2 separate regions of the Mus musculus genome follow, and region 2 is linked to region 1. Evidence: chromatin contacts called from ENCODE Hi-C or POLR2A ChIA-PET data. All regions are on one chromosome and are shown on one strand. Each heading gives the region's core, a stretch centred on a gene start or an enhancer-like site at or near the end of the contact. The rest is flanking DNA. Distances are from core to core; before and after follow the strand shown. Region 1 overlaps Aff3 (AF4/FMR2 family, member 3). Region 2 overlaps Aff3 (AF4/FMR2 family, member 3).

Region 1 (4,225 bases), core at 864-3,363:
AGGACTCTAAAATTTAATAAAATAAAAAAAAATTAAAATTTAGGACCAGGCCAAACCATCAGTTACCTGAGTGAACCATCATTAAACTCCTGTGTGAACACGTGATGCCTCCTGAGAGAGACAAAGGCTGTGAGTAGACAGAGACAAAGCTTGCAAACAAATCTACTTTAGGGTTCCTAACTTAGAACACTACGGTAATAAACTATGAAGACTTTAACCCTAACCCCCTATAGACCTGGAATAGAGAATAACTTTAAACAGAATGACAGCAAAACCTAGAGATGTGCCAGGCAATATCATCAGTGTGTAACCGTCATGGGGTGCTCAAGGAATGGCAACACAGCAAACTCCATCCCCATGGCACCAGATGTAACCAAGAGGCAGGTAACCCCCAAACACGGAGACTACAGCAGCTGCCAGAGTACACTTCTCTGTAGTGTTTCCAGGAGTACAGTCAAGCTGATGATTAAAGGGCAGAGCAAGTATGTATAGTTGTAACACAGCTATGTACATCATGATCAATGTACACACACCAGACATAACTACCACTGTCCTACTGTCCTAGAACCACAGGTCAGTAGGTACAGCATCATCAGAATCATGGGACCAGTGCCCTGTCCCAGGACGTTAGGACAGCCACAGTGCTTCCACTTAGCGATAGGACCTTTCCAGCTTTATAGACGCTCAGGGGATCATCTCGGATTCAAATGCCCCTTTCCAAACAAAACACCATTATGTGGTGCACAGCTGTCTGGATTAAATGTAGACAGAAGAAAAGAAAACTTGGACAGCCCAAAGGCTGCAAAATTAGGTCACTTCAGAGGCCTGCCAGGCTGTCTTTATGTGTCCTAACGCGTGTGCTCAGGGGCAGCCCAGGACTCTGCCGGGGAGAAGAAATGAAGTGCTAACTTACAGGGTTGAAAACAATTCCAGACCTGGCCGTGGTGACAGAGACACAAAGCACGAGGCTCTCAAACTGTTTTCCAGACTGGATTCTTTAACAAAGGTGCCTATTATTTATGCTTTTGAAAAGGGTCTGTGATGTTCCTCCGAGGCCCATAATGAGTTCTGCAGATTCGTGGAATTCCTCTCTTGAAATCATTTCCTTTCCCTGAACTGTTAGGTCTCCGCCATCCATCTTCCAGTTTATTTAAATCCACACTGTGGACAGGATCTTGTTTCTATGTTCTGGGCCATGCTCCTCAGCTTCTTAGTGCATCCGTGAATGAGCATCACAACAGTATTAATAACACTAAGGAAGTACTATGCACAATCTGCAACATGTGTGACAGCCTCCCTCCACCACCAATCCCTTTAGGTGGAACAGACCACTAACATGTAATCTCTGTTACCTTGTTGGTAGACGACAGGTCAAGGGTGCTTTGTCAAGGAATTCTGACCTTTTGGAGAGGTTAATTTAGGTCAGCTGGACACGAACAACTGATCTTTCTGTGCTCATGTTTTGTCAAAGGAAGCAAAAGACATTGGTTAGCATCTCTCATGGTCACATAACTCCTTAGGCCATGCCCAATTCTCTGGGGATTAGAAGGCCTTGTCTTAACGCCATGAGCTCTCTCTTGAGTTTTATGATAATGTCCATTGGAACAATCAGGTGGCTCTATGTGCCCTTTTTAAAAGGTATTCTTAATTATTGCTGCAACTTTTATTAAGATATAAAAGTCATTATGTATGAATATGAGTACTATCTAAAATGACAGAGAAAATGAGAAGGTGTTTGGATATTCTTTCATTTGCTGTGATGCCAGACCAGTAGGAACAAAATTCAAGCCTCTGAAGAATTTCTGCAGAAAATATTAGCTGCAAATACCATTTAAAGAGAGTTTAAAAGAGTAGCAACAAGAATTTTGCTTTCCAAGAATTTGTCTCTTATGTTTTGTGGGTGGTGAGTTTTTGTTGTTGTTTTTTTTCTCTGCAGCTTTATATAAAAGAAATACAAAGCAAACAAACAAAACCCAAGACTGCAGGAGTGTGTGAGTGTGGAAAGACATGTGTGCACTCGACTAAGAGAACACATTTCCCGTTCCCACTTTTGTGCCTCACGCCTAAGAGTGCCTGCTGAACCCTGGGAGATGACAAGACATCTCCCAGGGGTGTGACTCACCCAGTTCTCTGAGCCAGTGCTAGAGCTGTTTTTCCTCTTAGGAGGGCCAGACAGACACTTGGCCTTTCAGAAAACCTCAAGGATGAGTCACAAGTGACATGCATTGGCATCTTGAGGGGGGAGGAAACAGAGGCTGGAAATATGGCCACACAAAAGGTGGAATGACACTGTGAGCAAGCACGAGTATGCATGTACACATAAACACACACATATGTACACATACATGCACATACACTTGCACACACACATGCATGCACACAAATACATACACACATGCTTGAGCACACACATGCATTTACATATATGCATACATATATACACAAGCAGAGAGACACACATGCAAACACACATGCATGCATACATACATGCAAACACACATGCATGTACATACATGCATACGCATACATGCATACACATGCACAGACACACACACACACACACACATGCAAGCACACACACATAAATGCACATATACTCTCACACACATGCACATGCACACATAAGCACACACACACATACATGCACACACACATGTGCTAGCTGTTTTGCAAAGCAGCCAGGAGAATCCCTCATCCCAGGATCCCTGGTCTTCACTTCTTCACACATATATAGGCCTCCCACTCAATTTCAAAAGGGTGCTACCCACCCTGGAAAAAAATTAAGCCCACATAGTAGCTGGGAAAATATGCAGCCAGGGAGACAGATGGCTTAGGGAAGAAGCAATCTGGATGGAGAGTGAGGGTGTGGGAGTGGAAATGTGGGCCTGGAGAGGGGCTGAGGGAAGAAAGGACGGGCGTGAGTGTGTGGTGACAGATGACAGAGTGCTGTTTGGGACAAGCAGTTGGAGAAAGCAAGGGAAATGGAAGTGATGTATTTATGCATAAGGGCTCCTTTACCATTAGGAAAACTCCCCTTCTGTCTACTCTGCAAGTCCCGCTGCTTCAGATGGAGGCAGACAGCAGAGAGCACATGCTTCGCCAAAGAAACAGAGGTGACTTGCTATCCCGACACGATTTCTATTTCTGATCGAAACAGATCCAAACTGAGCTAATTTGTGTACAGCTGCAGGCTATATAAACACGGCTGCTTAGAATTCTTTATAAAGTATCGGCCTTTGCACTCAACACTTCGTCGAAGTTAATAAGTAGGTGTCAAACTCTGAATTAAAATCCCTGCAAGAGGACACAGCACAAAGGACAATAAAAATGATTTTTAAATAATCACAGGGATAAATAGCATCTACTTCTGACTGATATAAGTGCTAGCATAAAATGTTATTAGGCTACCGACATTGTCTTTTGTTCAGAAAGTATGTTTCATTCTCCAACCATGCCATTTATCATCCTAATGAGCCCTCAAGCTGTAAATTAAACAGCAGAGACAGATTCATTCGAAAAGCATCTTTTCAGAAAAAAAAGGAAAAGAGCTAGGTGTTATAACAGTTTTCTACTTTTATTTTCTCCTAGTGTACTGGTTCAATTTTCTTTCATTGAAAAAAAAAAGCCCTTAGTACTTGAACACTTCATGGGGTAAGTTCATGCAATTTATATTTTCAGTAAACAGTTCATTCATGCTCCAGTACTCTGGGACCAGCTAGCGAACATAAAGGAGAAAAAGAAATCTCATTTTAAAATGCTGTGCCCTGTAAATTATGTTTGATCCCAGAAAATCTTAGAAACCTGGGCATGCATTTACTTTTTAGTTTTACTCGCAAGTGATTTGGTCCAAAGGAAATCCTCAATGGGAAAGGATTAGTGGAAATTTCAAACAGCTTTAGTTTACTGAACCGAATGTATTAATGGCTAAGCAAATACCATTTCCACCATTAATGATAAAAGAATAAGGTCACGAGCCAAATTAGTTGCGATTCCTCGTTACGTATCGATAAGAACATTACCCGTTCCTATGATGAAGAGAGAAGTCGGGGTTTTCTACTTGACCTGAATTTATGCATGAGCACACACAGGAGTGACTGAACAGCTATGCTGGGGAGGGGCACCCAGCAAAATGAGACTGGGAAAGAAAAAGAGCAGCAAGTCAAGTCTCATTTCAGCATGATTGGTCTTCATCCGCCTCCCCTCCTTTACCCTCTCTTGCTACAGC
Region 2 (3,948 bases), core at 1,217-3,716, 40 kb after region 1:
TGTTATCTGGTCCTTCCTGACCTAATGCCCTTTCATTACTGAGCTTGAATGTGTTCCTAGAAGTCACACAGCAATGAAGTAATTTCGGCAGAGGGGCAAAGTGGATTTGCTTGTCAGATAATAAATATCTATGTCCTTAATTAGAACAAATTTATGTTTCCAGAAAGGCTCAGGATGGAAGGAAAAAAGCGCCGTGGCTATCTGATCTGAGTACTTTCAGTAATGAACACTCCCTGAGCCCTCTTTCAGACAAATGCAACACTGTGAATATTAAGAACCTGGAGACTTTGCACTAAACAGACTTGAAAAGGAAGGTGTGGTTCTAAGTCAAGCATCTGAAAGGCTCATTGAAGTAGGAGGCTGGGTCACAACCAAGGACAGTGACTGGAAGTAATGAACAGAACAGACCAAGGACAGCTTCACCTCCGGGTCAATCTCCTCGGACATCACAACAGGGCCCTAGGTCCTCGTGGCCATCACTTGTCTTATCCCATGATCATGAAGCTTTGGAGGCATTCCCAGAAGCTCCAGGGTAACCAGTCACGTCTCAGGAATGGTTTAGAACAGGGAACTGCAAAAACCTTAACCACATAACACAGCCAGTGGTGATCTAGAAATTCACTCAAAGTCTCCCTGGCAGAAAGATGACAACTCTTTCTGGTTCCGTGACTCTTTCCACTCTGAGACTAGACAGTGCTTCTCAAATCAAGTGTGAGGTCTCTCTTAGACTAGTGCCATACAGTGTCTGGTCACATGGTCTTACATTTGGCACTAAGCTGTCAACCTCAAGTTTAGAAGAGACATGGATAAGAGATATGCATTTTCATACAGTTCTCATCATCAAACTCTCCAAGGAGAAGTATTCTCATGGTGGGGACCCAGCAGAGAAAGAGTTGTAGAAGTAATTGCTGCCTAAAGCAACAGGTGGCTTCCAGGGCCTCCATGACCTCCCCTCTGCACATGTCCCGAAGCAAATGTTCCAGTGTGACCGACCCCATGGGAGGAGAACAGAGTATGGAGAAGGAATAACCTGCCAATGCACACATGGGTGGAGTTAGGACAAAGGTCCTAGGAGCAGAAAGACGCTCTACTGGTCAGCTCTGCGAAGATGCTTCATCAACGAATGTGTCTACCTACAAGTGTCTGTCATTGCTGACTTATTTTTTTCAGTTAGTTTTGAATTCCTGAAGGGAGAAAGAAGTACGTTTCTGAGTCTCCAGAATACCTGGCCCCTCAATAACATAAAGAGGAAGCTCCAGTGACACTCAGCACTACCGTAAATAAACGCCACCCCTCCTGCCTGCACGGGCACCCTCTTCCCTCTGTAGAGAACCTGCCTCCCCGAATCTCTAAGCCTAGGAAGATCAGTCACCAATCAACGACCAGAGCATATCGGACATTTCTACAGTACCTTCTGAAGGATTCTCTCTTACGTTCCTTAGTCAAACTACTTATCTGTGGTCATTATTCTTATTCATTCATTGTACAAATATTTAATGAGCAGCCTTTAACTCTCAAGGGGAAAAAAGGCTATCACTTTGTTGAAGGCCTGTCTAGGAAATAATAAAGTTCTCAGAATACTAATGAAGTACCTTGCACTTTCCTGAGGAGACACAGTTTTGATACATGATTTGGAAACAGAGGGATTTTGAAGCTCCAGGGCCTCCGGAGATGGCAGGGCATGCATGCATGCAGTTGAGGACTGGTGACAGCCTTACATAGCATATGATGGCTGCAAACCTTTGATAGCTCTAGGAATCCACACATGTCCATACAGAAAGCCCTACGCTATACACTACCTCTGCTGTCTTAAACACACTGCCAAGTAGAATACATCTGTACGTGGGCCAGCTCACGAAAAGATGTTTGTAAGGGATCAGAGTGCTCAGAGACAGTAGGGGCTGGGAAAAAATACTACTCTAGCCACAAACCTCCAGAGTCCTAGTAACTTGCCATTTTTGGCCATGGGAGTTGCAAGAAGTATCACCCAGCGAAAGCAACAGGAAGAAAAAGAGGAGGTGGAAAGTAGGAATATGAATTCAGACAACAACAAAAACGTCACACTCTAAATCAGAGCAGAAACACTCACACTTGATGGTTGGTTATGGAGCTTGTGAAGAAACAACTGAAGAATAAGAAATAGATAAAGGGGTGGGGGTGGGGGAGTCATGACCAGCCTATTGTGGGCTTCCATTTGCTGTTTTCCTGGCCACTTCTTCCTTTCTGTTTTGTTTTAGAGCCTTTGGGGGAAGCAGATTCAGGTATAAACTGGGTATTAATTAGAGAACCTAAATTGGCCGCCATGGAAAGATTAGCAGAGCCATCCCTGTGGTGCTTGACTAATCTCTCCTTGGAAAGGGTCTCTCCTGTTGGCTAGGGCTCCCAGGAAGCCCACAGGATGGCACCAGCAGATTCATGAGCTGAGGACCATCACCTGGCCTGCTTTGAAGGTAGGGTTTGCCCTAGCAGGACCACCCAGGAAGTGAAGGAAAACAAGCCAGCTAAGTTTCAGGGAGATAAGCAGGAAGCGCAGAGGAGGCTTAGAGAACAAAGCGATCTCCTTATCTATCAAATCCACATTCGAGCCAACCCAGACTGGGAAGTGTGTGTGTGCTTACAGGGTTTATGGGCTGGAACCTCTTCAAGTTTTTGGAGGAAATCACACAGTGGTAAAGGAACAACGTGTGACTTCAAAATCCGTCCCAGGAAGGAAAGAAGATTAGCATTCACTGTGTTTGCTGGCTCTGGCTCTTAAGGAGAAATTCCTGGAGTTAGGACTCAGGATCCAGCATGTTAGACACACGTGACAGTTCAGAGAAGTGACAGCAGTATCAACAGGAGATGTCTTCCTCCAGGAATTGCTGGCATGCAACTCCTATCAGCCTCCTCCACTTCAGACATAACTACGGTACTGCCCTGATCGATGCCTGCACGGGACACTACAGTAAGTGTGTCCCCTGGGTGCACATATCTGAGGTTATTATTTATATTCAGTAAGAAAAGGACAATGTACTTTTTGAAGGACAGTCGTAAGATTGGTGTCCTGGGAGAGAAGAAAAAGAAGACATTCACAAGAGCCATCAGAGTCCACAGAAGAGCTGCATGAAGAGATTTTAATGAAAAAGGTCTGAGGAAAAGGTTGCACACCTCAAGGAACTAATGACTCACGAGTGTTGGTGGGCAGGGGATCCTGTTGGCTGGATCATCCAGACTTAGGTATATGTTTTAACTGTTTGAGGAGAGGAGTGCTCAGTCCAGATCTTACACACAGAAGCTCAGGGTTAGGGCTAGAGGAACAATTATCGCTCCCTTAGTAAGCAGTTACTAACGAACCACAGAAGACTCCTGCTTTGTCTTCAAGGAAACTACACAGGAAGACAGACTGTGAGGACCAAGTCAGATGAGGTATCTGCCTCTCTGATGCTAAGTACAGCAGTGAATGTAGAAGCTGATGTTGCAGAAACTTAGACAGCTACAGAGCAGTCACAGAGTTCATCCATGCTCACTGCTCAAAACATCGTAGGGCACATGGTACCTGTGGAGGGGACAGGATGGGGAGGAAGAGGGAGAGGAAGATGGGGCGGAGGACGGAAGAGGAAGAGGGAGAGGAAGAGAAAATAGCAGTTTATATGCCCACTTACTCTGGCCACATTTTCTAGTTCTTTACTGAACTACCAGTTTTGACATCTTTGTGCAAATATATATGTGTGTGTATATATATATATATATATACACATATATATATTTTAAGACGAGAGTAGTGTCAAAATCAGTAAGGATTTCAGTTGTGATCCACAAGGAGGATAAGTTTTATCTAATAAGTCAAAGGAATCAAAACAAAACAAACATAAAACAAGGCTGGGGTCTCCCAAGGAGGAAAGAATTCTGCCAAATGATACCTTTTAAATTGGTTTGTAACAGCAACTTTTCTTGGGTTGCCCAGCCTGC

Evidence for each region. Hi-C counts contacts between places; a loop is a spot of excess contacts on that map. ChIA-PET counts read pairs that join two places held with the same protein, here RNA polymerase II (POLR2A).
Region 2: a map of heart shows a loop between it and region 1 (2.0-fold over the local background). The contact joins two enhancer-like sites. A Hi-C loop is called at or near these places in 1 of 37 maps with a recorded cell type or tissue (heart). POLR2A ChIA-PET finds 5 or more read pairs at or near these places in 1 of 5 experiments (Patski).

Annotation. Positions count from the first base shown.
Region 1 is chr1:38,435,743-38,439,967 of GRCm38, forward strand. All of the region lies in intron 4 of Aff3 (AF4/FMR2 family, member 3), which reads right to left. Among named protein-coding and RNA genes, the nearest start is that of Aff3, 190 kb to the right of the region's middle. Within about 2 kb of position 2,114, at least 1 of the 3 ENCODE cell types and tissues checked has a DNase peak (open chromatin) inside an H3K27ac peak, as active enhancers do; it is heart, where a contact is called at or near this core.
Region 2 is chr1:38,475,750-38,479,697 of GRCm38, forward strand. All of the region lies in intron 4 of Aff3 (AF4/FMR2 family, member 3), which reads right to left. Among named protein-coding and RNA genes, the nearest start is that of Aff3, 150 kb to the right of the region's middle. Within about 2 kb of position 2,467, at least 1 of the 3 ENCODE cell types and tissues checked has a DNase peak (open chromatin) inside an H3K27ac peak, as active enhancers do; it is heart, where a contact is called at or near this core.